Linked DNA regions of Homo sapiens: region 2 is linked to region 1. The links are chromatin loops, found by intact Hi-C in ENCODE. Cell type or tissue: ascending aorta. All regions are shown on one strand. Links, peaks and the distances in the headings refer to the core of each region. The heading gives the core; the rest is flanking DNA.

Evidence for each region. Hi-C counts contacts between places; a loop is a spot of excess contacts. Peaks named below come from ENCODE experiments on the same cell type or tissue, not always from the same donor. Only the 100,000 strongest peaks of a DNase experiment are listed, where the experiment ranks them.
Region 2: it touches region 1 in a loop (4-fold over the local background); 17 of 110 quality-filtered maps call a loop at or near these places.

Annotation. Positions count from the first base shown.
Region 1 is chr1:119,861,535-119,878,368 of GRCh38, reverse strand. No RefSeq gene overlaps it. Among named protein-coding and RNA genes, the nearest start is that of ADAM30, 27 kb to the left of the region's middle. In ascending aorta, for the core only: a CTCF peak has its summit at 7,284 (motif pointing left); a DNase peak (open chromatin) is centred at 7,238; H3K4me3 peaks cover 603 bases; H3K27ac peaks cover 1,096 bases.
Region 2 is chr1:119,931,604-119,948,437 of GRCh38, reverse strand. NOTCH2 (notch receptor 2) reads left to right here. Exons shown (of 34, transcript NM_024408.4): 17 at 1-24; 18 at 6,684-6,912; 19 at 7,682-7,883; 20 at 10,428-10,581; 21 at 10,972-11,156; 22 at 12,834-12,966. Among named protein-coding and RNA genes, the nearest start is that of ADAM30, 44 kb to the right of the region's middle. RefSeq lists an enhancer at 11,473-12,198. In ascending aorta, for the core only: no CTCF peak of the experiment used is centred there; no DNase peak of the experiment used is centred there; H3K27ac peaks cover 1,082 bases.

The DNA.
Region 1 (16,834 bases), core at 4,232-12,231:
TAAGCATATGCCATTTGTGTATGAAAGCAACTAGATCAAAAGAGATTTTTTAAATATCCAAGGGCTCTGAAAATATGCCAACAAGTGCCCTTCCTGCAAAACAAAAATTACTCAAAGGTATGGTCATTTGATGGCAAAATAGTAATCAAAGAACTTAGGAATGAAAAAGTTGTCACATTAATGTAATGATGGTTAAGACAAACCAAATACATACTGAACTAAATCCAAATGATTATAAATTGATTTCTAAAACATTCTGAATATCAAAAATAATTTTAAAAGGCCGGGCGGGGTGGCTCATGCCTGTAATCCCAGCACTTTGGGCAGCTGAGGCAGGTGGATCATGAGGTCAGGAGATGGAGACAATCCTGGCTAACACGGTGAAACCCCGTCTCTACTAAAAATACAAAAAATTATCTGGGCATGGTGGCACGTGCCTATAATCCCAGCTACTCAGGAGGCTGAGGCAAGAGAATTGCTTGAACCCAGGAGGTGGAGGTTGCAGTGAGCCAAGATGGCGCCATTGCACTCCAGCCTGGGGGACAGAGCAAGACTCCGTCAAAAAAAAAAAAAAAAAAAATTAAAAAAGGTGTATGAGATTTTCAAATTCAATCATAATAGCAATACTACAAAATAAATGTTTAAATTCCATATATTTAAACAAAATATGGGGAGTGAAGGAAAAACAAAGGAGAAATAAGCCTATGCGAGTTTTGCATTTTACATAGAAGGGAATCAATACATATACTTTCATTTTTCACACAAATAGAGAAATTAATTCAAGCTCAAACTTTTCTAAACATGTCTTCTTTAAAAATAAAAAACACATGGTATAGTATAATTTAAATTGTCACACAATGGTCTGTTGTTCTCGTGGACCAATTTCCTCTTCCTAGAATAACAAGCACGTGGCTTATGTTCTCGCTCTTTCCTCTCCTGTCTCGCATGAAATTCAACATCTGGGTTGAGGACCAGTAAGGTCATCTGAGTCAAGAGTTTTTACTTTTGTCAACCTTACAGACCTCCGCATCCACTCCATATCACAAGCACACTCACATTCTGCACCCCTGTTACAAGACACTCATTGTTCTAGTCCAAGATCTCAAACTTGGTACTTCCACTCTCTGACTATAACTTCCCCATCTTCTTCCTTTCCTATTCCCAGCAGACATCTTACCTAATGTATTCCCCCACTAAAACCCGTAAGAGTAAACCCCTCCCAATAATCCACTTCATTAGCCAACGCCCTTTGAGCTGCCTTACCTCTTAGTGTAGCCAAGGCTGTATGGTCAATGAGATGAATAAAATTTCTACCTCCTACAGCCCTGCCTTGTCTCTCTCTTTCTCTCTCTCTTCTTTTTTAGTTGTGCAAAATTTTACATCGTGATCTAAACCCATTTTGCCTCTTCCTCCTTCCCCAAGCCTACTTTTGTCTTTAACTTCCTGTAATCCAACTTCTTTATCTCCTTTGTATTAAAATTGTATTTCAGAAGATTTGTAATGACTCAAAAATTCTGATGAACATTTTGCAGTTATCATTCATATTTGAGTCTCCTGGCTGTGACTTACTAATAACCATGGTTTGTTAAAATCAGTCCTGGGAATGTCAAAATAAGTAAGAGCAGTTTCCTGCCTTCCAGAGGCTGATAGTCTCTTAGGCAAGCTAAGCACATAACCCAGTAAGAGTAGTAAAATATTACAGGAGCCGCCACCGAGGCGTGTAGAATTGAGTTCAGGGCAAGCTTCTAAGGCTGCAGCCTTTGACTCAAGGATGCTATCATGGCCGAGCTCTCTTCCCACCTCTGAAACCCCCTTTTTTCTCACGTTCCTTCTTTGGATCCCCTTCCTCATCTGTTTTCTGAAGTGTGGACATTTCTCATACTTCAGGTCCAAATCCTCTCTTCTTATCACTCCACCCACTTTCCCTCACAGACTTAACACATTCCGTGGTAACCAAAAAAAGATTCAAAATCTGAGTCTCTCATCCCTCCCTGTATTCTGAACTCCTGGGTCTTACTGCTTCATGTTTTTCACTTGGAAAACTCATCTCCAACTTACCATCATCTCTATCCTATTTCTCTATCTCTGTCAATAGTTCCCGCATTCTCCCATTACTCAGACTTAAAACAAAAGTTGACTCCTCTCAAGCACCTTCCTTACCCCACCAAGTACTTAGATGCTTCCCAGTTCCTACCATTGCTTCTTTGAAATTCACATTTACTATTGTTAACAGTGCTGCAATAAGCATATGTGTGCATGTGTCTTTATAGTAGAATGATTTATAATCCTTTGGGTATATACCCAGCAATGGGATTGCTAAGTCAAATGGTATTTCTGGTTCTAGATCCTTGAGGAATTGCCACACTGTCCTCCACAATCGTTGAACTAATTTACACTCCCACCAACAGTGTAAAAGCATTCCTATTTCTTCACGTTCTCTCCAGCATCTGTGGTTTCCCCACTTTTTAATGAACGCCATTCTAACTGGCGTGCGGTGGTATCTCATTGTGGTTTTGATCTGCATTTCTCTAATGACCAGTGATGATGAGCTTCTTTTCATATGTTTGTTGGCCGCATAAATGCCTTCTTCTGAGAAATATCTCTTCATATCCTCCTCCCACTTTTTGATGGGGTTGTGTTTTTCTTGTAAATTTGTTTAAGTTCTTTTTAGATTCTGGATATTAGCCCTTTGTCAGATGGACAGATTGCAAAAATTTTCTCCCATTCTGTAGGTTGCCTGTTCACTCTGATGACAGTTTCTTTTGCCGTGCAGAAGCTCTTTAGTTTAATTAGATCCCATTTGTCTATTTTGGCTTTTGTTGCCATTGCTTTTGGTGTTTTGGTCATGAAGTCTTTCCCCATGCCTATGTCCTGAATGGTATTGCCTAAGTTTTCTTCTAGAGTTTTTATAATTTTAGGGCTTACTTTTAAGTCTTTAATCCATGTTGAGTTAATTTTTGTATAAGGTGTAAGGAAGGGGTCCAGTTTCAGTTTTCTGCATATGGCTAGCCAGTTTTCTCAACACCATTTATTACATAGGGAATCCTTTCTCCATTGCTTGTTTTTGTCAGGTTTATCAAAGATCAGATGGTCGTAGATGTGTGGCATTATTTCTGAGGCCTCTGTTCTGTTCCATTGGTCTATACATCTGTTTTGGTACCAGTACCATGCTGTTTTGGTTACTGTAGCCTTATAGTATAGTTTGAAGTCAGGTAGCATGATGCCTCCAGCTTTAGACTGGATAAAGAAAATGTGGCACGTATACACCATGGAATACTAGGCAGCCATAAAAAAGGATGAGTTCATGTCCTTTGCCAGGATGTGGATGAAGCTGGAAACCATCATTGTCAGCAAACTAACACAGGAACAGAAAACCAAATACCACATGTTCTCACTCATAGGTGGGAGTTGAATAATGAGAACACATGGACACAGGGAGGGGAACATCACACACTGGGGCCTGTTAAGGGGTGGAGAGCTAGGGGAGGGAAGGCATTAGGAGAAATATCTAATGTAGATGACGGGTTGATAGGTGCAGCAAACCACCATGGGACGTGTATACCTATGTAACAAACCTGTACATTCTGCACATGTATCCCAGAACTTAAATATAATAAAAATTAAAAAAAAAGAAATTCACATTCACACATACTTTCTACTTCTTAGTGTGACTATATGTGGACTTTCTTATTTCTCCCTAGTGAATTTTACTACTCTTAAAATAGGAATTAATTTTTTCTTTGTGTCTCTTACAGCATCTAGCATAATATACTTCATGTAGTAGTTGTTCAATAAATATGTTATTGAACCTACTTACAATCATTCCATGGAGGCTTAGAGAGCCATGAAGTTAAACTGGATCGTGCCTGTAACATAGCCAAGGCTACACCCTGAGTCATGGACTGCAGGGCAGGAAAGATCCTGCAGTCTCACCTCCTGCATGTGGGGCTAGACTATCCACTTGTCCCTGTTTCCACCAACAGCGCCACTAATCAACTCTGGGACATCTGGGGCAAGGGTGCTTCCAGTTAGCACTGTGGCAGTCTGCCCAACTGATAGGAAACTGAATTTGGGGTGAGGAGGTAGAATTCAGAGAACAGGCTTACTGTAGAGTCCTCACAATCAAGTTGACAGCAGATAAATTGAAATATGAGACACATTTTCCCATTCCTCCATGCAGAATATAAGTGAGAATACCTGTCCAGTCCCAGATTTAAGTATTTTCCTCTCTCAATCAAAAAGCTCCATCCCTACAGTCTTAAAAAAAAATAGAAAGATGGTTGTGAGAAAAGCCTCATTCTAGAGAATAACTCTTCACCAGCTAGAGGCTGGACTGAAACAGGAACATCTAGCTCAAAATAAAAGCACCATGATGAAAATCTCCATTCCCAGACACAAGGAGCTCATGCACCACCTCTGGCAAATGTACTTGTCAACTCATGCCAAACATTTTTACTGAACTGGGAGCACTGACAGCAATGGAAACCTCCCCCAGCTCTTGAGGCTCATCATGCTGTAAAAGAGAGCTGAGAGAAAGTGTGGTCAGTTTTCTTTGACTCATATCCACCTAACCTCCATTGTTCACTTCTGCTTCATGTCCCAGAGCACTATTCCAAGCCCACACTGAAATTACATTTCTGGATTAATAACAAGCACAAGAAAATAAATCACATCTGCCCCAGGCGTGAACCCAAAACCAAAAGCAGCCACAGAGAAGAATTTGTGAGCTGAGCTTAGGGTCAACTTTAATTCTGAAGGAAATGAACCTTTTTTTAAAAATCAAATAACAATCTATGTAGACAAAACATTTATCTACACTGCTCTAATTAGTTTTGGGGTCTTTAAAACCTCTTTCTTTCTCGTGTAGATATCTACCAGAGCAGAAATTCTGTGATAAGATGGCCTGAGGCCAAATACAGTTTAATAAAGTGCTTCATCTTTATCCAACCCTCAGGACTATTTTCATTTCCTAAAGGAACATCCAGGTATCCAGGCATATCTCTAGAACATCATCTCACTGGGGCTTATAAACCACCTGCCCTTTCTGTCAGGACATTTCCCTGTGCCATCAAGTTCAAGTAAAAGGCTGCAGTGCGGTCACTGCACCATTGCTGCCAGCTTCTATTTTTTATTTTGTTGTTGCTCTGTGTGTGTGTGTGTGTGTGTGTGTGTGTGTGTGCATAGGCATGCATGCAAGCATGCTTCCACATGTTTCCATCAGGAATGATCTTTCGGGAGAACATAAGAAGTGCATGTGGGAATCTCATGCTATGTCTTGCAGGCTCTGTCTCATCTCTGTTGTCCATTCTCTCCAAATTTTCTGGACTCTGTTGGAGATTACCAACCCTTGCTTCTGCCTTTAGACATCCTGTCTAAATGCCTCTAAGACACCTGGAACACTCTGACAACCCTGTCCTTAAGGAACTCTATCCTCTGGGCTCACAAAATACCTGCAGGTAACTGGGCTGTGCTGTGCTGTGCCAGTTTCCACACTCTCTGCTTTGAGAGGTCCCAGGAGTCAGGACAATCCTTTCCCCCCGGAAAGCACTTGGCACCACAGTCCCAGGCTTTAGAATACAAAGGGCTCCAGGCTCCTCTGAAGCACTGCTGTTGCTCTGGGACATTAGGTATGGCTTGTGGTTGCCAGCACCATCTCTGCACAGAGGGCCTCCTAGAGTCCTGGTGACATCGCTGGCCTGGCTGGGACCAGGGTTACCTCCTATCCTTTCCCTGTGTGTCATATGGACATAATAGTACCCACAGCTCAGTATGCTGTGCCGACTGAAATAACCCAAATGCACACTTAGCACAGTATGGTTCCTGGTAAAAGCTCTGCTAATATTAGTTATTAGGATATGTACTGACAAGAAATAATATTTTTTCTTTAATTGTGTAATGCAATATACAGAAGTTGAATAAAACATAGGTATAAATTCTTGCATATGTTAACATGCAAGCACTAGCTAGGACTAAATACTAGCTTCCCACATGCCCCTTCCTCACCACAGCACCCCTCATATCCTTAGCAATGACCATTACCTGATTTTCACGATGTTTGGTTCTTTATAATTTTCTGCTTCTCATGCCCGCCCTCCTGATGGGTCTAGGTTTTAACCTGTGATCATACACGTGTATTCTCTTATGCCTGGGTTTTTTTTTAACTAAATGTTGTGGATTTAACAGTCATCACTGATTCACCCACTTTCGTTGCTAGTGAAATATACCATAATCTGTTTATGCACATGCTTGATGATGGGCATCTGGGCTGTTTCCAGTTTGTGGCTGTTAGGCACAGTGTGGCTGTGGTCATTCATGTAATGGTGTCCGGGGGCATGGGAGCACCAATGCCTCTGGGTTACACACAAGGAATGGAATTCCAGGCCCTGTGTTTCACTAATCTAAGCCTTTTTGAGGTTAAGAAAAAATTGGGCTCTGCATAGCGGCACACACCTATAATCCTAGCTACTTAGGAGGCTAAGGTGGAAAGATTGCTTGAGCCCCGAAGTTCGAGGCTGCAGTGAGCTATGATCACATCATTGCATTCCAGCCTGGGAGACAGAGTGAGACCCTGACTCTGAAAAAAAAAAAAAAGAAAGAAAGAAAATGAAAGAGTCCCCATAATCAGCGGAAAGGAAAAGGGATAAGAAGCTGTTTTGTAGAAAGAAAGGCAGCTAGGGGATGCTTGACCACGGTAGGATGTGTGGGCACAGAGTAGGGTCGGGGGCATTCCAGAGAAAGGGTCTGCCCTTCTGCGGATGACAAGAGAACCACCTTGACAGTCAGCTCGCCCACCGCCCCCCGTGCCCCACCACTCTTCCGCATGTGTCTCTTTGGCCCTTTTCTCATCTGTCTCCACCTCCCCAGTCTTGCCATTCTCCTCCTATCTTGTTACTGCTTCTCCTCCACTCTCCCAATTGAATTGCCCCAAAGCACACAGCAGGAGGCCCCGGACTACTGGAAGGTTTGCTCAGTCTGAGAGAAATACGAGGGAATATTTTCCACCAACAGAAGAAGCATGAATGCGTCTTTCTCCGGTTAGGATCTGTTTTCGAGGAAATCAAATAAGATTGCTTCACCCGAGGCTCTGAGCCTCCACAGCCAACTCCCGAGGCCTGGGCAGTGCAGGCCTTAGGCCGCTCCCTGGAATGGTGTGACCAAAAGTCAGGAACCTCTGGATACGCAGGGCTAATATTTGCCACAATCTCCCAGGAACTGAAACCGGCAGGCATCTTGCTTCATTACAGAGTTCCAAGGGAAAGCACCATGGCGCACTCTTGTGGCCCCCGTGGGGACTGCAAGCAGAGCCCTAGGGGTCCTCCTGGCCCTAGAAGCAGTGCTAACCTGGAAGACCAACTTATTCTTTAAGTATAGTAGGCACCCGCGCGTGTTTTACTTTGTTTTAAAATCAGAGGAAAATAGAAGGAATCAGCAGGTGTAGCGCAAGTCCTTTGTCCTTGGTGATCCCTAGCAAGGAACTTCCCTCCTCCAGGGAAGGGGTCTTACCTGGAAGGCCCAGAGTAGAGTTCCTTCAGCTCTTGGAGTTCAGCCTCAGTTTATCTTTTCTCCTTTTCATGCTGGAGGATTTCGGAGCTCAGGGCAAGAGTTTTCTTGGAGGTCACAGTTGCTGCCCGTGTTAGGAGAGATGAGGAAGAATTCCATTATGCATTTTATAAATGGCCCAATTTTCTTCCAACCTACATGGATGAGCTGAAGTGAAATAATGGTTTAAGGAGGTCAAGTCACGAAAAAGGTCTCAGTGGGACATGGCAGCACTAGGGCAGCTCCTAAGTGAAAAACTCAGCGCCACCACCAGACAACTACTTCCTCAGTCCCATGGGCCTGGAGACTGTCGTGGGTGGGAGAAAAAGAGAGATACAGCCATGAGGGGAAGGTGCAGGATCCCAAGAGTGTGTGAGAAGAAAAAGAATAGTGAATAAAATGATTGAAAACAAAGGTGTTTTAAATTATGCTGGGAATGAGGAAGCTGTGATTACCTCCCTGTTGAAGTAGAGTCCCTTGAGATACCTCTCATCTGTCAGGAAGCCTCGTAAGACCCCACATCACCATAGAGCTGTTGACCACAAACAACAAGGTTCAGTATGCCAGAGCTCCAAGCCATTTGGCTTCCCTCTGAAAATCACATTATGCTGATTTATGAGGAGTGCTAATAAAATTAAGCTTATCACATACCATATATTGAGCAATTATGTACCAAGCTTATTAAGATCCATTGGAGTCCTAGCCTGTAATTGCTCAGTGGGTAAAAGTAAGTTTTCAGAGTGATGAATTATCTTTGAGTTACTGGTACAATATGAACTCACTTCTCAATGGGATAAATAGAGGCAGTATAAATAACTCTGTATAAAACTTTTAATAATAAGTATAAAAATCACCCACTTTCCAGATAAATATAAAAGATAATTCATTAAGAACAAAGAGTGCTGCTCAACTCCATTGTTCTTCAGAGAAACAAGAGTCTCTTTACGCCCTTCAATAAGCTGTACTTATCTTGACCTCTCAGTCCATGTAATAAAACAGAAAGCTTCAATTTGTAAGTTAAGATTACTGGAGTTCAAAACAGAGACCATAAAGTAGCAGTGAAAACTGGCATCATGCTTCTGGAGTTGGAAATGGGCACATACAAAAGAATATATGGTTTGGGAAGGAACTTCGGTAACATATTTAGTTTAATAGGGACCTAAAGGCCACGGAGTATTTGATCCATAAGCTAACCATGACCCTACACACTGATTATTCTGGTTTGACTTTGGCCAACAGTCACTATGTTTTTAAACTTTTATTTTAGGTTAAGGAGTATATGTGCATGTTTGTTATATAAACTCATATTCCATAGATTATTTCATTACCCAGGTACTAAACCTAGTACCCAATAGTTATTTTTTCTGCTCCTCTCCCTCCTCCCAACCTCCGCCCTCAGGTAAGCTCCAGTGTCTGTTGTTCCCCTCTTTGTGTCTGTGTGCTCACATTATTTTGCTCCCACTTATAAGTGACAACCTGCAGTATTGGTTTACTGTTCCTGAGTTGGTGTAGATAATGACCTCCAGCTCCATCCATGTTCCTGCAAAGGACATGACCTCTATTTTAAGAAAGGTCAGGGAATTGCATAAGAGAATATCCACATGAAATGGAGAAAACACAAAAGATCGGGTTGCAAATAAACCTTATGAGAATCATAAACCATACCTAGTTTCAAATTTTATTAATTGATATTATCATACTCAAGAAGAAAGCTAATTGTGAGACACACACAAATCACAAGTATGAGAGCACCACCATCATTCCCCAAAGAGCCTCCCTTCCATATTAGGAAATAATGTAGCCCAGATGTAATATAAGAGCTCTGTAAGTGATGTGCGAGATTGTAACTTACTTAAATATGGAGCCATTTTTGGTCATTTCCATTTGATAAAGCTGATAGTTGCATAGACTATGTGACAATTTCCAAGTAACAATGGCATGCAAATCTACAGATTCCAGGTCTCACTACCATGATTACCTATGTAGATCAGACACATCTTACTAAAAGCATTCCACATATAAGAAGGTTTCCAATAGTAAGGACCATTGGTGTATTTACCAGGCAGCCTGTCACTATCTGTTTACAATGAAAATTGACTGGGCTACCTTTTTTCTTTTCCCAGGCTATCCTTCAGTAAAGGGAGATCATAGCAGCTGAAAGAAACAGTTCTTTGTGTCTTTTCTCCAAATCATTTTGTGGAGATTTTAGCCAAATCAGCAGGAGTTCAATTTTCCTTGTCTAAGAAAAGGAACAATGATTCCTTCCAGCGTTGGCCATTAGTCAGTGCCAGATCTCAGAGAGTTAGTTCAGAGTATTATTCTTAGAAATAGCATGATAGCAATCCTATCTGGAATCATTACACACCTAAGAACACCCCTATGGTGTGCAATAATCTGTCTCTAAGGCTTTTTATTATATCCTGGACACATATCCTTTTCCCAGTGGTGAAACCAGTTTACAGGTACTGTTTAACCTGGGATGGGGCCAAGCAGAAGCCTGACCAAGCTTGGAATTGAGCTGCATACAAAGTTGGCTTCCATAAGGCTACATGATGTGAAGTTAAATTCCATCCTGAAATACTATTAGGAATACACATTCCAAATTTAAATGTATAGATATGGTATCTTTGGGATGGGTATCAAAGTTCTACGCCTGTAATCCCAGCACTTTGGGAGGCCAAGGTGGGCAGATCACGAGGTCAGGAGATAGAGACCATCCTTGCTAACATGGTGAAACCCCGTCTCTACTAAAACTACCAAAAATTAGCCGGGCGTGGTGGCAGGCGCCTGTAGTTCCAGCTACCAGGGAGGCTAAGGCAGGAGAATGGCATGAACCTGGGAGGTGGAGCTTGCAGTGAGCTGAGATCACGCCACTGCACTCCAGCCTGGGTGACAGAGCGAGACTCTGTCTCAAAAACAAACAAACAAAAAAAAAAAAACAAAGCTCTTGGTACAGGATGTGCTCTCAGAAGTTATGTTGCTGGACTCTGTAAAAGGCAACCATCCCCTCACCTACACACTTGGGCATTTCCTGTCCAAAGGCCTCTGAGACATCTAAGACATGCCAGCAATCCTACCTTTGAGGAGCTCCACCTTTATAGGCCCCCAAATAGTGAAGGTACCTGGGAAGTGGATTCTTCTCTGCCCACGGTTAGGCATTGGTGCTACACTTGGGCCTGGAACCCTGAGATCAGACAAAATAAAAAAGAAATTGTGAGGTGGGAAAGATATTTTATTATACTAAGCTATATAATTGCATTCTCCCTTTACCCTTCATTCCACTTCACAAATCTAGAAGACATTCCAGTGGGATCTGCACTTTACTTACCCTCATTCAAGCTGAGGACTCAATAATTAGAATAAACTACAAACCCAACCTTTATGTTTTGACTACCATGTGTTTCAGTTGAATATCAGGGATTTCATTTTCATTTTCAGAAAGGCTACTGCAGTGAGAGTGATAAGTAATGTGTTATAACTATGTAACATTACATTCCCTGAACTATCTATTTATTCAGAGTGTCAAATTCATTAGGCTAGTGTTCCTTTGACCACACATAGGAAACCCAACAAATCTTAAAAGTGTGGGGTCTGTGGGCTGGGATAGGGCAATATCAGCTAACACTTAGGATTCTCTCAGAGTTCACTGGTTCTTAAGTGGATGGAACCCTTGATTGTCAAGTTTCTGTATCTTTTCTTTAGGAGATTATAAGTCTAGATGCCTGCTATTTTCATGTTGACAAAAATGTGTACAAACTATGAAATGCCTTCCATATGTTCCTAACTCCCAAGACACATGTTTACTGAGTCCTTGATATGTGCAAGTTCCCCTTTGCATCCATCTCAGGAGGAGACTTCCTAGGAACCCAACCTATATCACCTGAGATCCCTGTTAGCCCCTCTGTACAGTCCTTCCCTGCTTTTGGTGCGTTTTTGCTCCTCAGGATTCTTCTAGTAGGACTATCCTTGGGCTACTGTAACCATTTTGCACCCAGTCCCCCAAAACGGGATGTATACGGGAGTGTATAATCCACATATCCCATTTATCTCTCTTCCCTCAAGGCATTAGCCAATCACTAACAGATGCAGCAGGAAATTTCGGTTTCATGGGCTGGGGAAGGATAGCTCTTAAACATAACTTACCTCCAAGTTCTGCTGCTGCTATCCAGATAAAGCTCCCTCATGGCACTTTGCCTGACATCACACATACACAGCAATTGACTCAAAATGGATATAGACCTAGTTGTAAGAGCTAAAATATAAAAGTTCAGGAGGAATCCATGGGAGAAAATCTTTCTGAATTTGGGTTAAGCAAAGAGTTCTAAGATAATACAGCAAAAGCACAAGCTATAATAGAAATCATTAATAAAATGGACTTCATTAAAATTAACAACCTTTCTGCTTCTAAAGAGACCATTAAGAAGAAAATAGTCATAGGCTGAAGGAAAATGTTTGCTAATCATACATCCTACAAAGGACTTGAATTCACAATATATAAAGAACTCTGTTAACTCAACAAGAAGAAACCTAATTTTAAAAATCAGCAAAGGGCATGGATGCACATTTTAACAAAGAAGAAATATAAATGGCTAAAAAGCATATAACAGGGTACTCAAAGTCATCAGTCTTTAGGTAGATGCAAATTAAAACCACACTAATATACCACCTACACCCATGAATATGATTATGCTTTTAAAAACACAGAGAATACCAAGCCTTGCTGATTATGTGGGAAAACTGGAATCCTCTACTATTGCTGGTGGGCTGGTGGAAAGGTCAAATAATAGTCACTTTGGAAACCAGTTTGACAGTTTCTTAAAAAGTTAAACATATGGTTACCATATGATCCAACAACTCCACACCTAGAAATCTATCCAAGAAAAATCAAAACATATGTCTACACCAGATTTGTTCTGGAATGTTCACAACAGCATTATTTACAAGGGTCAAAAACCGGAAGTACCTCAACGTCCATCAGCTGCTAAATGGATAAACAAAATGTGGTGTGTCTGTGGAATGGAATTCTATTCAGCAATGAAATCTCATATATGCTGCAGCATGGATGAACCTCAAAAACACGTTAAGTGAAGGAAGCTGATTGCAAAATACTACATATTGTTTTACTCTATTTCTATGAAATGGCCAGAAAGGACACATTTATAGAGACACGGAGCAGAGTAATGATTGCTTGGGGCTGGAGTAGAGGGGGTGGGTGAGGGAGGAGAGACTGACTGCAAAGGAGCTGGAGGGAAATTGAAAAGGTGAAGAAACTGTTCTAAAACTGGATTTTGGTGACAGCTGCACAACTGTATGAGTCTACTAAAATTGTATGAATTTGTCAAAATGCATTAAGCTGTATACTTAAGAGGAGTTTTGTTTTTTTTTTTTTTTTTGCTACAGAGTCTTGCTCTGTCACCCAGGCTGGAGAGCAGTGGTGCGATCCTAGCTCACTGCAGCCTCCAACTTCTGGCTCAAGTGATCCTCCTGCCTCAGCCTCCACAAGTTGATTAGGAACAATTGTATAGTATCAGTACATAAACCAAAAAATAAATAGATAAGTGAAAAAGTATAGATAACTCATTATAGATCATTGTCTATAAAAATTTAATACTTAGTAATGATATGTCAAATCAGTGAAGAAAATAAATTTTAAAAAATAGTCTATGCTGGCAAAATTTAGTGTCCATCTGGAAGAAAATAATGTTGGACCTCATCACACTCAAAAGTAATTTCTAAATGAATTTAAGCCTAAAACGTAAAATAAAATTTTAATTTAATTTAAAAAGCTTTCAAGATAACTTAAAGTATATACATAATATTGGCAATGGGGATAAATTTTCCAACTAACACTGGAAACCCAGGAGATGCAAAGTAAAAATGACATCTGTGATAGCATTAATACCTTCCCATTTTTTCACATGTTATATCTCTTTATTTGTTGAGGCTTTCTAGCTTTTGTCCATTTAATCCTGTGACCCTGCTGAATTCACAGATTAATACTAGTAATTTTAAGAATGTTTCTTAGGATTTTCTACATACATGTTTGTTGTGAATACAGATTGTTTTACATATCATTTCCACACTTTATTCCTTTTAATTTGTCTTTGTTTTTTATTATTGCACTAAGACCTCCAGGATGTTAGTGAATAAATGTGGGAAGAGCTGACATCAATCCCTTATTCCCTGTCTGAGATGGAAAGCATTCAGCATTTCACTATTAACCACGATATTAACTCTATGTTCTTCTTAGATGCATTTTGCAAGTTAAAGAAAATTTATTCTATTCTTAGTGTGCCACATGTTTTGTTTTCTTTTTAAAATCATGAATGAGTTTCAATCTTGTCAAATACTTTTTCTGCATTTATTGAAATAATTGTATAATATTTTTATTCTGTCATTGGGCTGAATTACATTAATTGATTTATGTTCCTCGGATAAACTAGACTTGGTCAGGATTTATTATACCTGTTATATATTTGGATTTGATTTGTTAATATTTTGTAGGATTTCTCGAATCTATGTTTACGAGAAAGAGTGGTGTATAATTTTTTTTCTTATAAAATTTTCTGATATTAGCGTTATACTTACTTTGGTTTTGGTATCAGGGTTATGCTTGCCTCAAAAACGTTGAAATGTTTCTTCTTCTATATTCTGAAGAATTTAATATTTGTATCATGTCATCCATAGATAAAGAAAAGAACTCAACTTGAAAGCATCTGGGCTTCGATTTTGCTTAGTGTCAGATTTTTAAATTATAAATGCAACTTCTTTCATGGGGGAGGGATATTCTTGCTATTCCTTCTTGTCAGTTCGGGTGAATTGTACTTTCCAAGAGATTTGCCCATTTTATCTGAGTATTGCTTTTATGGGTGTAAAGTTGTTTATCATGATGTTTTATTATCCCTTTAATGTCTGTAGAATCTATGGATATCACCTTTTTAATTCCTGATAAAAAGAAAATTTGCATTTTCTTTCCTTTTCCTTAATTCATCTTTGTAGGTATGTATCAGTTGTATTAATCTTTTAAAAAACAGCTTTTGGCTTTAATTTTTAATTGTTTATCTGATTTTTATTTCATTGTTTTCTGCTTTTTATGATTTCTTTTGTTCTACTTACTTTTAGTTTAATCTGCTTGTCTTTTTCTAGAATCTTAAGACTATAAATTTAGATCATTAATTTTAAAATTTTCTTCTTCTCTATTACAGACCTATAAACTTATGTGTTTTTTCCTAAGTATCACTTTAGCTTCATCTCACAAATTTTAATATGTTTTGTTCTTATTTTCATTAAGTTTGAAGTATTTGCCAATTTTCTCTCCAGCGAGACTCCCTCTGGCCATAGCACTGGTTACTCCTGGACCGGCTTTGGCAGTTCCATTTAAAGTGATTACAAAGATGGCTTTATTTTGGGCGAGAAGTCGGTGTTCTAATGAACATGGTCATGATATAGTCGACAGATGAAGTGATGGTAATTTCCCTTGTGCTGGGGTTTCCAAAGGCTTGAAGTATTTCCTTATTAAAATTTTCAAATATAAAACAAAGTTGAAAGACTTTTACAAACGTGGGGTGCTTTTACCTATATACCTATCCCCTAGATTCTATCATTAATATTTACTATCCTTGCTTTATCATATATCTATATATTTACCCATCTCCCAATCCACCTCTTCATTCATCTATGTTTTTTGATGCATTTCAAGTAAACTACAGACATCAGTACACTGAATTCACATCCCACTGAATCCTTCAGCATTCACATCCTTTCCTAAAGTTCAATATTTATCTATAGTTTTTTTGCTTTTCAGGTACAATTTACATACAATAAAATGCTCAAATTATAAGTGAACATTAGATGAGTTTTGATAAATGCATATAAACATATGGAACATTCTCCTCACCATAAAATTTCTTCATGCCCCTTCCTGGTCAATTTTGACTTTATCTATAGGCAAATACTGCTTTTTTTTTCCATCAGAACATCTATCAATGGAATTAAAAAGTGAGTACTCTTTTGCATATGGCTCCTATTGCACTTGAAATGTTTTTGAGATTCGTCCATGTTTTGTGTGTCAACCATTTGTTCCTTTAGCCATTCCATGGAATGAATGTATCACAGTTTATTGATCCATTCTTGTATTGACAGATACTTCAATTTTTCTAGTTTTTCCTATTATGAATTAAACTGCTATGAACCTTCTTGTATAAATTATTTTCTGGACATATGTTTTAATTTCTCTTGGATAAATGCTTAGGAATTACTGAGTCATAGAATAGATAGTTGTTTAGTTCTGTAAGAATATGCCAGACATTTTTTCCTGAAGTGTTTATACTATTGTACATTCCAGCCATTAATGTATGAAGGTGAGAAAGCTTTTACTACTTCCAAAGAGGCCTCTCTAGATACATGTAATTTTTTCTAACTGGAGACATGGCTGATGCCTTCAGGGACATGAGCATGGGATACAGGACACCTGTCATCACCACCACCATGAAGTTGGGATTCAGAAAGGAGGTTAATCATATAAAGAACCCTGTGACCAGCATGAGCTTCTGCCAGGCCACACAGGGCACTCAAGTGAACAAGGTATAGGGTGCCCTGGGGTCATGGTAAGAAAGTGTCTCATTGGTAAAACCTTTTCTCATGGGAAAGCAAATAAATTCTTTGTTCCTTCTTGGTAGCCCTTGAAGATAAGGATGGTCAAACAAAATAATATCATACCTGGAGAAACTCAGATCTTGCTAAGATTTACTGGTTGGGAATCCATTGTTAATGCCAAGAAGCAGCCGCCAGTTGGGATCAAATGTGAGCCTATGGATCAAGGTATGTACTCAAACACAGAGAGCTTTTTGAAAGATGCTACCGGTAGTTTTTCCAGGGCAGAGATGGGTCCTTTACTTTTCTGTCTAATCTAGCCCGTATGCTTAGCTGAGAAGGTTTCTTCATATCACTTTAAATGATGATGTCCCTTGTTCAACAACTTTCTAAACATTCTTTAGATAAGAATTTTATGGGCATTCTTTATTGCATTAGGATTAAAATTAATGCATCTTAAGGTTTTATTGCAAAGTCTTGCCTTGTTTCCTAAGATGATACAATTTATAACATGCAAGTTTGCTGTCTGTCTCCTCCCTTTATGTACACACAAAATGAGCAAACAGGTGGCCATGAAACAGATGGTCATAGAATTGGTTCAGTGGTTGTGAGTGCAGCAACCCAAGAGTGTCTTGTCTGAACTACCACCAGGAATGCCCGGACACAGTAGACAAAGGTTGTTCAACTGGACGCCTTAGGATAC
Region 2 (16,834 bases), core at 1,856-9,855, 72 kb before region 1:
AGGACATTGATGACTGCCTTGCCAGTGAGTATGCCAGTCAGCTCTTAAGCCCCCAGAGGAGAGGAAAACACACAGGGAGCAGAGGAGAGCCCAGTGGAGGCTGCCGCCTTTCACGCCTGACATTGGGCATACCGGTCATTTATCCAGCATATTTAACAGTAGTGTTTTAACTCTTTCTTTTGAAGCTAGTGTCCTTGGGAATTGAGGCAGTGGAATATATTTTAAGCATTCCCTTTAATTTGTGAACATTGAAAATGTGAGGACAATGCTATGATAGTGTTTTTTAAAAAACAGATTTATTGAGGTATAATTAAGGTACATTAAACTGCAAATATTTTCAGTGTACAATTTGGCACATTTTGACATATAGTAAGTGAAACTATCACCCAAAATAATAAACATATTTGTCACCCTAAAACTATCTTCATCCCATTGCAATTTAACCTTCTCTCTTTCTTGCCTGTGGAGTCACAGTTTTACCTTCTGTCACTATAGATTATTAGTTGGCAGATTTTATCATTTTATATAAATGCAGTTAGATAAGCATAAGTCAGGAGAGGTTCTGACTTGTTTTAATGAACATAGTATTTGAGATCCGTCCATGTTGTTTATATCAATAGTACATTCTAGTTTATTGTTCTGCAGTATTCCATTGTATGGACATATTACAGTTCATTGGTTGATGGCCATTTGGGTGTTTTCCAATTTGGGGATATTACAAATGAAGTTGCTATGAATGAGTCTTTGTGTGGACATATGGTTTTAGTTCTCTTGAGTAAATACCTAGGAGTAGAATCGGTGAATCATGTCGTAAGTGTATGTTTCACTTTTTAAGAAATTGCCAGAATGTTTTCCAAGGTGGTTGTACTATTTTCATTCTCACCAGAATTGTATGAAAGTTCTGTTTGAACCATATGCTCACAAACTCTTGGTGATATCATTTAAATTTAGCTCTTCTAGTGGGTGTAGAGTGGTATTTCATTGTGATTTTAATTTGTATTATTCTCTCTGCCAATGATGTTAAGCATCATTTCGTGTGCTTTGCCCATCTGCCTATCTTCGTTGGTGAAATGTCTATTTAAATTTTTTGCCCATTTGAAATAATTAGGTTGTCTTCTTGAGTTGAAAGAGTTCTTTGTATTTTTAAATAAGAATTCTTTGACAGGTATTTGCTTCCCAATGATTTCCCTCCAATTTATAGCTTCTCTTTTGATTTTCTTTTGAAGAGGAAAATGTTAACATTGATGAAATTCAGTGTATGCATGTTTTTCCTTTATAGTTCATGCTTCATGTATCTTGTTTAACAAATCTTCACCTAATCCAAATTTGAGGTTTATCTACTGTGGTTTCTTCTAAAAGTTGTGTAATTTTAGCTCTTACATTTTGGCCTATGATTTGTTTTGAGTTAATTTTTACATATTGTGTGACTTAAAAGTCAAGTTTAATTTTGTTTTCTTACTGTACTAAACTAACTTCTTATTAGTTGTAGGTTCGTAGGTTAGCCTCTAGATAGTTTAGATTCTTAGGATTTTCTACAGATACAATCATCCTGTCTATAAATAACCCTTATGCCTTTTAATTTCTTTTCAACCCTGTATGCCTTTTATTTATTTTAGTATTATTGTACTAAGATCTTCAATAAATACAGAATAGAAGTGGTGAGAGAAGCCTTACCTTGTTTTTGATCCTAGGGGAAAAGTATGTAGTCTTTTACCATTAAGTGAGATGTTACCTATAGGTTTTCATAAAGGCCCTTTATCAAATTGAGAGACCTTGTACTTCTGGTTTTTAAGAGGTCTTTTTGTATTTTTATAATGAATGAATGTTGATTTTTTGGTGTGCAATTGATTTCTCTACATCTGTTGACATGGTGATATTATTTTTTGGTCTTTTAATGTAAGTAAATTGTCATCAACTTTATTTAACATTTTGCAAATGTTAAAAGCTAATCTTAAATTTATGGGCTATATTCCACTTGGTCATTATGTGTTATTCCTTTTATGTATTATTGGATTTGATTTGCCAAAATGTTGTTAAGGATTTCTATATCTGTGTTCATGAAGGATATTGTTCTCCAGGTTTCTTGGACTACCATTGTCTGGTTGTGATAAGAGGGCAATGCTGTCCTCATAGAACATATCAGGAAGTGTTTTTCTTTCTACTTTCTGGGAGAGTTTGTGTAGAACTGGTGTGTTTTCTTCCAAATATATAGACATGGAACCTTCTTTCTGGGAAAGTTTTTAACTACAAGTTTGGTTTTCCTAATACATATAAGTGCCATATGGGCTATCTGTTTTTAATTGAGCTTTGGTAATATCTGTCTTTCAAAGAATTAGTCCAATTCACCTGTTTTGTCAAATTTGTTGACATAACATCAATTTGTTTTATAACATTTCCTTACTGTGCTTTAATAGTCTATTAGATCTGTGATGGTTTCCTTCTCTTGTTTCTACTATTGGTAATTTGTCTCTTCTTTCTTTGAAAGGGAAGAATGTCTGTTTTGCAGATTTTTTTCATACAGTGTTCTATAAATGTTATTAATTCAAATTGGATAGGGTAGTGTTATTCAGGTCTTTTATGTCCTCTATGACTTTCTGTCTACTTATTATTCATAGAATATAATAAGGAGGCTTTCTGTTTACTTCTTATTCAAGAGTATTGAAATCTTTTACTATCATTGTATATTCATCTGTTTCTCTAGTAATTCTATTTGTTTTGGCTTAATGAATTTTGAAACTCTAATCTTAAGTGCATAAACATTTAGGGTTCTTATGTCCTTTTGAGGAATTGACCCATTTATCATTTTGAAATGGCCTTTTTAAACTCTTGTCATATTTCTCTCTCTGAAGTCTACTTTGCCTGATACTGATATAGCTACTCTAGCTTTATTTTATTATTAGAGTGTGTTTTTAAAAATCCTTTTACTTCTGGCCTGTTTCTCTAAAATGGGTTTCTTGTAGAGAGCGTATATTGGGTCTTGTCTTTTTTTCTCCAGTATGATGGTGTCTATCTTTTAATTCAGGTATTTAGACTGTTTAAATTTAATGTAGTTTTTATATGGCTGGCTTCAAAATATGCCATCTTGCTGTTTGCTTTATCTTTGTTCTTCTGTGTATTGTTTCCATTTTCCTTTTTCTGACATCTTTTGAAATAATTGAGTATTTTTATGATTACATTTTATCTACATACATAAATTTCAAAACTTTATCTATATTCACTACCATATTGGTTACATATTTTTTAGTAGTTATTGTAGGGTTTACTGGTGTGCAGCTTTAACTTATTATAATGTACCTTCAATCGTACCACTTCATATAGAGGAGAAGAGCTGTACACTCACATTTACATTCCTCCTGGCCTCTCTTCTATTGTTGTTATAAAATGTATATAGCATTAAACCCATCAAATATGTAATTAAAAGGTCAATTTTTTTCAAGATATTTGAAAAATAATTTAAAAGTCTTTAAGTTACCTACGTATTTTCAAGTCTTATTGGTCTTTATTCTTTTATGTAGATTTGTGTTTCCATCAGGTATCATTTTCCTTCTGTCTGAAAAAATCCCTTGAATATTTTGTGTAGTCTTTGTCTCCTGGTGATGAAGTCTTTCTGTTTTTGTGTGTCAGAAAGGTTTTTATTTTGCTTTAGTTTTCAAAGATATTTTCACAGGGAGGAGAATTCTAAATTGACTTTCTCTTTCAGCACTTTAAAGCTATCCTATTATCTTCTTCCTTGCATTATTTCTGAGGAGAAATCTGCTGTTATTCCACAATTCTTTTATCTGTTCCTTCATATATAATTCTCTCTCCTGTGGCTGCTTTTAAGATATCCTCTTTCCACTGATTTTTACCAACTTGATTATAATGCCTGTTGGTGTGGTGGTCTTTTTTTTTTTTTTTTTTTTTTAGACTGAGTCTCGCTCTGTCGCCCAGGCTGGAGTGCAGTGGCGTGAACTTGGCTCAATGCAAGCTCCGCCTCCTGGGTTTGCGCCATTCTTCTGCCTCAGCCTGCCAAGTAGCTGGGACTACAGGTGCCCGCCACCACGCCCGGCTGATTTTTTGTATTTTTAGTAGAGATGGGGTTTCACCGTGTTAGCCAGGGTGGTCTTGATCTCCTGATCTTGTTATCCGTCCACCTGGACCTCCCAAAGTGCTGGGATTACAGCGTGAGCCACCATGCCTAGCCTGGTGTAGTGTTCTTTATGTTTCTTCTGTTTGGAGTTTACTGATATTTTTGGTTATGGGTCCAAGTCTGGAAAATATTTTAACCATTATTTGGTAAATATTTAGCCATTATTTTTTTCAAAAGTTTTTGCGTCTCCCTTTTATAATGTTCATTATGCATTTATTAGGCTGCAAGGTTGATTTATTTATTTTTCAGTGTTTTTTCCACTTAGTGTTTTATTTTGGATTATTTTACTATTTGAAGTTATTTTGTTATACTTTCAAGTTTACTAATTGTTTCCTCTATAGTTTCTCGTTTACTGTTCATCTCATTTAGTATATTTTTCCCTCAGATATTATGTTTTTATATGTGGAAGTTTAATTCAAGTCTTTCTTTTAACGTTACCTCCCTCTTTGTCATGTTCATGCTTTTATTTCCTTCTTGAATATATTGAGTATCGTTGTTTTCTAGTTGATAATAATTGACCATATTTTATTGTCCTTACCTACTTTTCTACCATATGAGAAATTCCTGAGTATGTTTCTGTTCATATTTTTTCTACTCATTTTGAATGTATTTCCTGCTTCTTTGCCTGCCTGGTAACTTTTTACTGGATGCTAGACATCCATCTTACATTGTTCCATGCTGAATTTTTTTAAAAATCTTTTTTAAAAAAACATTTTTGAGCTTTGTTCAAATATTCAATTATTTGGACATAGTTCAATCCTTCAGAGTCTTACTTCAAGGTTTGTTAATTGGTTCCAAAATAGTCTTTAGTTGAGGGCTAATATGGCTCACTACTACAACAGGGGTCCCTCAGGACTCTACTTACTGCCACGTGGTTTTTTTCATTCTTATTGAATAAACATGAGCTGTTCTCAGCCCAGTGAAACCTCTAGGGATTATTCTGCCTACTTCTTTCTGGTGGTTCTTCCCCCAGCCTTAATAGTTTTATTACATGTATGTACTGACCGATCCTTAGTTACTTGTATAGTGATTTAACTTCAAATGAGATTATCACAATGCATTAATAATGGCACCTTAATTTACAGGATATATAACTTCAGATTATCATATAGAGGCCACCATGCTAGGTGCCGGCAGTGATAAGATAAATAAGTTTTAGTTTCTATTTTCATGAAGCTCATAGTCTGTTAGGGAAGAAAGACATATAGACACAGTTCAAGACCAGCCTGGCCACATGGTGAAACCTGGTCTGTACTAAAAATACAAAAATTAGCCAGGCGTGGTGGCAGGCACCTGTAATTCCAGCTACTCGGGAGGCTGATGCACGAGAATCTCTTGAACCCGGGAGGCGGAGGTTGCAGTGAGCCAAGATTGTGCCACTGCACTCCAGCCGGGGCAACAGAGTGAGACTTCACCAAAAAAAAAAAAAAAAAAAGACATATGGACAAATAATTTTAATGATGTATTACAAATAGTGAAAAAGTATCCAAGGCACAATTGATGGAGAACTTTAGGGAGTGAGATCAAGCTGTTTGTATTCCTTTCTCACATTAAGTAACATGTCATTCAAAATATTGAGTATTTTTAAATTTTTCTGTATGAAGTGGGACCAACAATATTTACAATGAGTTTAAAATAATTCAGTAAATTATGGATGGTGAGTTTCCTGAAAGATGCTATGGAAATTATAGTAGCTGTGTACTGTGGTTAAGAAAAACTGAAACAATTTTTACAATTGCTTTAATAGAGATTGCAGATGAGTCTTATAAGGGAATTAGTTCAAGAGATGAATAAAGTATATTAAATGTTTCGCTAATAAAATAAAGGTCACATTACCCTTTAGTTTAGTATTTAGTTTTCATTTTACATGTATGACCTGTCTTTGCAATTATATTTTTAAGTTCCTTAAGAGCCATAGCTACAGCTTATTTTTCTTGTTCTGATTTGTATGGCATATAATTGTAGAGTGCCGTGGCATGACTGTAGCTTAAAATTTGTTGGTTCCTTACTATGAGTATAAAGTGTTCCAAGATCAAGCTATGTGATATTTCAATTTTTATTTAAACTGTGTTTCATAAGGCTACTGAAATCTAAAAGAGAGAGAAAAAGAGAGAGAGAGGAGATGGAAATGAAAGGGAGAGAGAAGATTATATAATTAATATGCCTGGAAAAACATGAATATGTGTATTTTGTCCTCCCCCACACACTCCACAATCACATATACCTTTTGAAAATATTGATTGATATTCTGTGTATTGGGGCACATATTTGATTTCCAAATGTGTGAGGGACCAATGCAAGTTTTATGACTATTAATTTTACAAAACTGTTGGTGGTGACATAGATGAAGTTTATTCCAATTAATAAACAGGTTAAAAACTTCAAGCAAGTATTATTGAATTCATTTTCATAAATGAGGGAGTTGGCAAAATTGAATGAAAAAGTCAGAATTATGCTGCCCCCAGCATGACTTAGTTCAGGTCATTCACTTTTATGAATCTAAGATTAAACTGATGCTACTCTTCAGAGGTCTAATTCTTTTGTAATGGCTTAGATCCTTGCCAGAATGGAGGTTCCTGTATGGATGGAGTGAATACTTTCTCCTGCCTCTGCCTTCCGGGTTTCACTGGGGATAAGTGCCAGACAGACATGAATGAGTGTCTGAGTGAACCCTGTAAGAATGGAGGGACCTGCTCTGACTACGTCAACAGTTACACTTGCAAGTGCCAGGCAGGATTTGATGGAGTCCATTGTGAGAACAACATCAATGAGTGCACTGAGAGGTGAGCAACCAGTCCCTCGGGCATCAGCATCTTACGAGAGAAAGGGAGAAAGGGAAGGAAATTTCAGAGCACAATGCTAGAATTGTGGAGCAGGGATGAGGTGTCCACATGGATCCCAGTCCACAGTCATCTCCTATTGCCCGGTTACTGGTTCCTGATAAACATATATAATAGAAAGTTAAAGGTCAGAGGTTGCAAAGTTTATAGGGATGGTTTATTATTTCTTGCTTAGGGAACAGAAAGAGCTATAATTTTGTTCTGTTCTTCCCTTGGCCTCTCATTCATTTCAAAAATCCAAAAATTCCAGTTTTTCTGCAGAGATTGGAATTGTTACTAGTCTTTAAGTAATTTCTGGGAGTTTTGTTTCATTTCTTTTTATAATATTATGAGCATGTTTGTTCTATTTGTCTTTTATAAATAATCTATAGTGAATAGGACTTTTCAAATAAATTAAATTGACTTAGAGATAAAATGAAATGTGATACATGGGAAAACTACAGAAGGACTGGGTAAAACCTAGAAAACTTCATTTTCTGTAGGTATCTATAGTAAGCTCAGTCTTTTAAATACTTCTAAGCCTTTGATTATAGAAAGGAAGTGGGCACCTCAGAGCTTCTGGCACCCAATCTAGCTTGTAAGAAAGTTTAAGGGATATGGGTTGCTCAGAGGTATTTGCCTCTGTATGATCTTAGATTCCAGAAATCTTACTTTGTAGTAGTAAGTCACAGGCACCAGATACATAGCTGATGTTGCTCTGTTTGCTTCTTAGCTCCTGTTTCAATGGTGGCACATGTGTTGATGGGATTAACTCCTTCTCTTGCTTGTGCCCTGTGGGTTTCACTGGATCCTTCTGCCTCCATGAGATCAATGAATGCAGCTCTCATCCATGCCTGAATGAGGGAACGTGTGTTGATGGCCTGGGTACCTACCGCTGCAGCTGCCCCCTGGGCTACACTGGGAAAAACTGTCAGGTAATTGACTTCCTTCCCATTCACTCAGCTCCCCTAGAGCAGCTGAATATTATACCTGTTCACTTTCTAGTCTGAATAAGTTCCTTCTAAAAGAGAAAATTGTGGATCTCAGGGATTCCCTGAGATAATCTAGGTAACTTCTTAATAACTTGCAGATTCCAAAATGGTGCTGGCAATATGATATAGATTCACAAACATAAGATCTTGAAAAGAGGCTAACCAAGAACTGCAGAAAAATACATGTGGGAAATAAACACAGATTTTTGTTTTTTGTTTTTTGTTTTTTTGTTTTTTACATTGGAAGCACAAAAAGAACTGAAGAAAATAGAGAATAATCAAAATAACCTTTTAAAGGTCAGATGCAACATCTAAGTGTTTAATAATGATAATTGTTGTATCTTGCAATGTGGTAACATTCTCAAAACCAAACAATTTACATATCTTTTAAGTTCAAATATGTAAATACACACTTCCATTAAATTTTAGAATGGAAAGAGCCCTTATAGGCAACTAATCTAACCTTCGATTTCATGGAAGGCGAAACAGCCCCAGAGGGGCAAAGTAACTTTTCCAAAGTTGCATACCAAACAGCCCTGTGTTTAATTTAATGTTATTCTACCTCTTTAATAGTGATAGAATAATAACTCCAAAGAACATAGGAATAAATGGCCAAACTTAACTTGACTTACAGGGCGCACTTAAGTAAGGCTTAGGCTATATTAGACATGTGAGCACCCACCTCCACAAAATTAAGCAGCTTGTTGCTGATTCCATGGATCACGAGAGCATTTTTGGTTGGGCTCCTATTTGTTCTCACAGTGTAGATTGGCAGTGCTGGTGAAGCACTCCTCCCTTCCTCCAGCAAACTGTCTATATTGTGAATTTGGCCTTCCTCTCCTCAAGGGGCCAAGCCACTCCGTGTGTGAATTAAGATGAAAGGTGCCAGTCCTTGTGCACTCTTTGCTTCAGATTTTTCATAAGTCTGATTGCCTTCCTTAGAAATAAGCTCTTAAACGGTTTTAGGCTTATTAACAGGCATTAAGTCCTTTTACCCATATTCACCAAAGATAGATTTGGTCAAGACCCATGTGGATTTCTCACACAGGATTAGCACAGAAAGTATGAACCTGTCTGACAGCTTTAACTCTTTCTTTCTAGCATTACAGGGTGGCTATACATGTAGGCAAATCATGTCTAGAGCATTGGGAATAGCTTAACCTGTTGGGTTTCCCTGAATTTTTAAACTTTTTTGGTAAGAACTTTTTAAATAGAAGACCTAAGAGGAATTAGACTACAGCAGGCCCTCAAGTAACTTTGTTTCCTTCGGTGTCATTTTGTTACAACATTGAGTGGGGGAAAAATCTGTTTTTGGCCAGAGCTGCTATCTGTGTGGGGTTTGCATGTTCTCCCCATGTCTGTGTGGGTTTTCTCCAGGGACTCCAGTTTCTTTCCACAACTCAAAGTCATGTATGTTGGGTGAAGTGGACATGTCTACATTGTCCCATTGTGCCAGAATAGGCTCTGGCCACTCATGAACCTGAACTGGAGTAAGTGAGTTAGAAAATAAATGAATGGGGCCGGGCACGGTGGCTCACACCTGTAATCCCAGCACTTTGGGAGGCCGAGGCAGGTGGATCACGAGGTCAGGAGATCGAGACCGTCCTGGCTAACACGGTGAAACCCCGCCTCTACTAAAAATACAAAAAATTAGCCGGGTGTGGTAGCGGGTGCCTGTAGTCCCAGCTACTCGGGAGGCTGAGGCAGGAGAATGGCGTGAACCTGGGAAGCAGAGCTTGCAGTTAGCGGAGATAGCGCCACTGCACTCCAGCCTGGGCAACAGAGTGAGACTCCGTCTCAAAAAAAAAAAAGAATGAATATACCAATTATTATAAAATGAAAACCCATAAAGCCTATGATAATCATATGAGTGCACAACAATAAACAATGTGGTACAAAACCACCCAGCAAGCCTGCCATATTGGTTAGTGTTGCTTTCTGAGCTGTGTGGTGGTAAGAGGTGCTGACGGTTTTGCTTTGCAAACATTTATTCCTTGACTTGACCTGCCACCACTAGGACTGCTATTACTCATGGATTCACCAAAAATTGGATAAATAATTATCTTGTTTTTATTAATATTTCTTAAATGAATGTATAGCTTGTTTATTTTAATGTTTAATATCAGAAGTGGGTGTTAATTTGAAGTTTAGTGATTTTTTTTTTAACCAGAAATAAGTAGAGGAACTTAACTCTTTTTTATATCAATTAGACTGTGGTAAAATTGGTTTCGTTATATATCGTTGTCCTTAAAGTCACAGTTTCCAAGAACCTAATGATGACATTAAGTGAAGACTTAACGGTACGTAAAAATGGTTAGGTGTACCTCGGAACACTGAATCTAGTTTAAGGGCTCTTTTACTAGATGAAGGCTCTTTTTCTTTTTAATCAGTTTGCTTTTCTTTGATTTCTTGTAACACAATATAACTTCTTTTCTTCATTTCTAGTATTTGAATTTTGATGTATGTACACCCCTGCCTCTGTTTCAGACCCTGGTGAATCTCTGCAGTCGGTCTCCATGTAAAAACAAAGGTACTTGCGTTCAGAAAAAAGCAGAGTCCCAGTGCCTATGTCCATCTGGATGGGCTGGTGCCTATTGTGACGTGCCCAATGTCTCTTGTGACATAGCAGCCTCCAGGAGAGGTAAGCTTTGCTCCCTTGGGCTCAGGTCATTCACTGCAGTATTGACTGTCCAGTGGCATTTAGAGAAGGTATCATTTTTTTGTGGAATAAGAGGGAAGGGCAGATAGTAGTGGGTGGGCAGGGCTCTGGGGAAAGGGCTCAAGACAGAAGGTGTAAGGGTAGAGGAATAGGTTCAGAGATTCGGAGAAGAATGTATTTGAAATGAAACTAAGGTATATTCCACTTTCAGGGTTTATTTTTAATATGCATCTGGTACTGAGGGTTGTGAAGAACTGGCTAAGAATAAGATTGGATGTGTCAGCCAGTTTAGATTTACTTGCTCATTGGTTGATTTGAACCCCATGTGTCACATGTTCTTCTATGACATTTCTCCCTCACTGGGTTTCCCAGGTGTGCTTGTTGAACACTTGTGCCAGCACTCAGGTGTCTGCATCAATGCTGGCAACACGCATTACTGTCAGTGCCCCCTGGGCTATACTGGGAGCTACTGTGAGGAGCAACTCGATGAGTGTGCGTCCAACCCCTGCCAGCACGGGGCAACATGCAGTGACTTCATTGGTGGATACAGATGCGAGGTGAGGACACTGAGCAAGCAGAGGTCATGGACCTCCCAGGAGATTGTACAACTGTTTGAGCACTGATATATTGAATTTAGCTGCTTGTATCTTATATTGATAGTTTATAGATTTTTACCAATCCCCGTCATAATGTTTACCACTGTTTCTTTCAGCCTCTCTGTGCAATAAGTTAACAGGTCCCTAGTATGATATTTTTATAGGCGTCTGGAACCATCCCAGCTCCTTAGGCTTGCTTTTAGGATTCAGAGCCAAGAGTCACTACCAGAGTGCATTTTACAGGCCCACCCAACATAGCAGTCCACACTTCCCTGAATAGCAGCTGAGATAGGAAAAACTGCTTTGTGGAGTGTCCCTTTGGCCCCTGTCACCTTTGTATTTAGTCATTAATCAGTCAACTAGCAATTTTCTCTCAAAAAAAAAAAATGTTGCTCATCCTGTTCCCCATAGCATCATGCTAAACGTTACATGTATATATTTGAGGAAGTATGTGTCTTCAAGGTACATGTCACTATTTTAATGTCTGGGCTGATAATGGTTAGAGCAAGCAAGATATTAGCAAAATGCCTGAGACATTAATTTGATACCAATTCAAACCATCAAGCAACACTGAGAAAAGCTTTGCTTCTCTATTGTTATATAAATGAGCCAACGATAGCTTCTGTATTTTGGCCCCTAGGTTGTTTATTTCTTCACAGCAGGCTGGGGCTGGGTCTCATTAGCTCAAAAGCCTACCAGTGCCAAACCCAAATTTTGACACATCTAGTTGTTTTAAACATAGCCCCCAAATAAGCAGATTTTTAGCTATTTAGAGCTTGCCTGCTTTGCATAGCCTGTAAAACTGCAGCCAAAATCTGCTAGCCATAGTATAAGTAGGACAAGATATACCCTGGGGCCATACAGACCCCAGGCTGATGCTGGCCTTTAGAGCTCTCTGACCCAGAGATTCCTGCCACTGGCTGTTGAGTGACATCACCTAGACTCCTTCTCTGATCCTTCTTTCCCAGAGTTTACTTGCTGTCTTCCCCTTACTCACCTACCCCTCTGGAAGGTCTCATGCTATTTGGGACTTCTCCCAGGTGCAAACCTGTCAAAGTGTCCAAATAAAGCCACCTCACAGCCATATCTTTTTTCTTGGTCAGCCCTGAAATCCTTCCAACCCCTACAGCCACCACAGCCAGCCAGCCAGCCCCACCTCCCTCTACCCCTAAGCCTATCTCAACCAGTTTCTCACACATAGATCCAATTTCCTAAACCTGGAGATCAATAATTGCATGTCTGTACTACCATCCACATATGCCTTTTGACCGAGTCATAGGGTCCTCATCACATACGGAGGAATGTGTATTTTAAAGATGAGGAAACCTGTACCCAGGAGGAACAAAAGGTTTGCACACAAGTCAAATCTGAAACATCCTTCATTGTATTCAGTCCTTGCCTTCCCTTTAAAGTGCCTTTTTCAACTGAAAGAGGAGTAGGTAAATGCCAGTAAGCTGCAGGTTTTCTGTCCCTGCATAGAATGATTAGCAGAGAGTGTGATGGTTCCAGAGAAAACATACAAAAGCTAAATTAGGAGGTGGGAGACAGTCACAGAAATGTTCCAGATCTCACTAGCTCTCATGGTCTGTTTCCAGTAATGGTCCAATATTTCTTGTCCTTTTTGTTTCCTCATGGCAGTGTGTCCCAGGCTATCAGGGTGTCAACTGTGAGTATGAAGTGGATGAGTGCCAGAATCAGCCCTGCCAGAATGGAGGCACCTGTATTGACCTTGTGAACCATTTCAAGTGCTCTTGCCCACCAGGCACTCGGGGTATGAAATCATCCTTATCCATTTTCCATCCAGGGCATTGTCTTAAGTTATAAATCCATTCTTAGTGTTCAGGGGATTTTATAAAATTAAAGATAGGAAGACTAGCTTCATTCCAAGCATTTAGTTCTACATCCTAGTAATTCAAGCCATTTTATTCTCCCATCTCTTGCTAGCTCTGATGTTGTGGTTTATGTTGTCAGTTTTATCTGGTTGTTTGGCATCTTGATATTCCATGAAACACAGAATATGGAAGGGATACAACATTAGCATAACATTAAAAAATTAGCCTGGTCAGTAAGATTTCTTGTTGCTTCACAGAAAAGCAACTAATGGCCTCTAAAATAAACAATTTACATTTACCTGCTTTTGTATTTTTTTAATTAGCCAAGTCTTACCTCTATAAGGTGGGGGAATGAATGAAATGAAAATATCTGCCTATTTTCATAGCTTCAGGGGAGGATACTGATGGTGTAAGGTTCTACCTTAGGATGCAGTAAGGCCTGATGAGAGATGCAACCCTGGACTGTTGAGTGATGGGGCCATCATTCTTCTGTGGGCATTGCCACTGCTTTTGAACTGAGTGGTATGGCCATCATTCTGCTGTGGACATTGACACTGCTTTTGAACCATCCCTTGGAAAGAGCTTTGAGTATTGTTTGTTAGAAGGGATGTAGTTATGCTGGGGCCTACTCTGAGAAGGCTGTGAAAAAAATGTAAAAGGCCATCCACACTGGTGAGAAATTCATCCTTGTTAGTGTCAAAGAGAATAGAATGCCAGAGAAGTATTTGTATTGCCTTAGAGCTTTGTGTCAGTAAAGTTTGATAATTTGCCACCCCAGGTATCAGAGTTTGACTAAATTAAAATAGGAGAGTACCCTAGTAGTAGGCTGATTATTAAGGAATGAGGTTAATGGGAAGAAGAAAACTAAGGAGAAACAGTCTTTAAGTATTTGAAGAATTGTCCTGTAAAAAGGAGAATTGTTCTTTATTCTAGAAATCAGTGGTTGAGTAGAAATTAATTCCAGTTCATTGTTAGTTTGTTCCTTTGAGAAACTGTACTGGTTAGGACAAGCTACGATTCTGGTGATAGCTGTTATCGTAGTTCATTTATGTTGCTATAAAAGAATACCTGAGACTAAGTAATTTATTTTTCGAAAGAGGTATATTTGGCTCGCAGTTCTATAGGCTGTACAGGAAGCACGGTGCCAGCATCTGCCTCTGGTGTGAGCGTCAGGCTGTTTCCACTCATGGTGAAAAGTGAAGAAGATCCAGGGACCCAAACACCTCCCATTAGGCCCCACCTCCAACATTGGAGATCACATTTTAACATGTGGTTTGGTGCAGTCAAACTTCAAGCTATAGCAGCTAATTAAACCTCAAATCTCAGAGCTTAATATAACACTGATTTTGTCACTCAAATAAAGTCGAATATGTGTTGGGCTACCTTTCTCTGTGTTTTAGATATGTGGTTTGAAACACCTGGCCTCCAAGGCCTCCACAGTACAGGGAAGAGGGACAGACTTGAAGGGTCATACAGCAGCTTCCACTAGCTCAGTCTGGAAGCAACACATATCACTATCCCTCGCAGTATATTGACCGGAATTATTAAATGGTCTCTGTGACTTCAAGGGAGGCTGGGAAATATAGGAGAGTACATGAGTATTCATCAAACTCTAAAATCACTACTATACCATGAACTTTTAATTAATAAGACATGTCCAGTCCTAGAATGGATCATTTCAGAAGGAAACAAAATTTTTGTCTCTTCTAACCATATGGTAAAGATGGCTTAGAATACTAGTTTTGATATTATCATTGACAGTCTTTTTCTTTCAGCACTTTGAATATATCATCCCACTGCTTTCTGATATCCATGGTTTTTAATGAGAAATATGCTGTTAATCTTATTGAGGTTCCCTTATATGTGATACATTGCTTCTTTCTTGATGCCTTCAAGATTCTTTATCTTTTGATAGTTTGATTATGATGTATGTAGGTATGAATTTCTTTGAGTTTATCCTACTTACAGTTCCTTGGATTATTTTACTGTGTGTGCTTGTTTAGGTATGTGGAACAGTATTTTTTTATCCTGACTTAACTTCTCTGGCCATTGGTAAACATTCCAGGAAACTCTCAAGTCCCATAACCCCATTGTTAGAGTCATCACAATGTGTGTTTTGGTCACCATATTTCTAAGCCTTAGATCTTTGCCTGCATGTCCCACCAGTTTCCCAGGTCAAGGGCTAAATGTAACAGTTCTGCCTCTTCCTACTACTTTGCTTCAGGCTGAGGTTGAGTTCTCTCTCAGTTGATAGATCTGTTTATTTCTGGTGGTTCCATTCTGATGGGGAAATATGCATTTATGCTCATTTTACTAGCAATCCCTAAATATCAAATATTCTTTGAGACAGGGAGCATATACTAGATTTTGTTTGTTTTTACTTTTTTGTTTTCAATTTACTCTATGTATAAGGTGATATATGCATATATGCATATAGACCAAAAGTGTATTCACACATAGAAAAGTATACAGTGAAAATACTTCTCATTCCCATCTCTCTTCTGGTGGGCAAATTTTCCCTCTCCTGCAAACATGTAATCGCCACTTTTGGTTGTTTGTGTTTCTTTCTAGAATTTTTCAAAAACTGTATCCTTCAGAATTTCTTTATGTAGAGAGAAGCCAAATGCAAAGATATTTTATTTCCTTTACTTTTTACTCTGAAGATAGAATATTAGACACATTTTTTGCACTTGATTTTTTTTTACTTAATTGGAGATATTTTCATATCAAAATATAGAACTTCCTCTCTCTCTCTCTGAGATAGATAGATAGATAGATAGATAGATAGATAGATAGATAGATATTTGTTTGTTTGTTTGTTTTGAGATGGAGTTTTGCTCTTGTTGCCCAGGCTGGAGTGCAATGGTATGATCTCAGCTCACCGCAACCTCCGCCTCCTGGGTTCGAGTGATTTTCCTGCCTCAGCGCCCTGAGTAGCTGGGATTACAGGCATGTGCCACCATGCCTGGCTGATTTTGTATTTTTAATAGAGACAGGGTTTCTCCATGTTGGTCAGGCTGGTCTTGAACTCCTGGCCTCAAGCAATCCACCCGCCTCAGCCTCCCAAAGTGCTGGGATGACAGGCGTGAGCCACCACACCCAGCCTGAACTTCCTCAATATTTTTTATAGCTACAGAATTCCCTTTTACAGGCATACCATATTTTAACCAGTGCCATCATGATAGATATTTCAGTTATCTTGCAGGCATATAAGTATATTGGTGAAATAAATTTTCAGAAATAGAATCGCTGGATTGGATAATATGTGCATTTATCATTTTAATCAGTGATTGCAGTATATCAGCATATTGGCTTTTTCTTAAGGTGGAGAATATATTTTCATTTAAGAATCATTTTCTTTTGATTTTTTTTGCAGTTTCTTTGTTTATATATATATATATGTATATATACATATATATATATATACACACATATATCTTTTTTCCCACATTAAGTTGTTGATGTAATGTTTTGTGGAAATTGGCTATGATATAAAAAAACAAATATATTCCCAGTATTTTTTTATCTTTTTTCTTTATAGTGATTTTTAGTGCACACTTTTACTTTTTAATCAAGTTGAATTTATCACTTTTAAAATGGCTTCTGGATTTTGAGTTGTAGTTAGCAACATCATATACACTTGAAGATCGTAAAGAAATTCTCCCATATTTTCTTCAAGTACTTTTGCCATATGACTACTCATTTGTTAATACACAATTTATTGAATATTTTGTTTTTTATATATATAATGATTTGAGATGGCACCTTTGCCAGATTCTAAATTCCCATGTGTATTTTTGGTGTTCT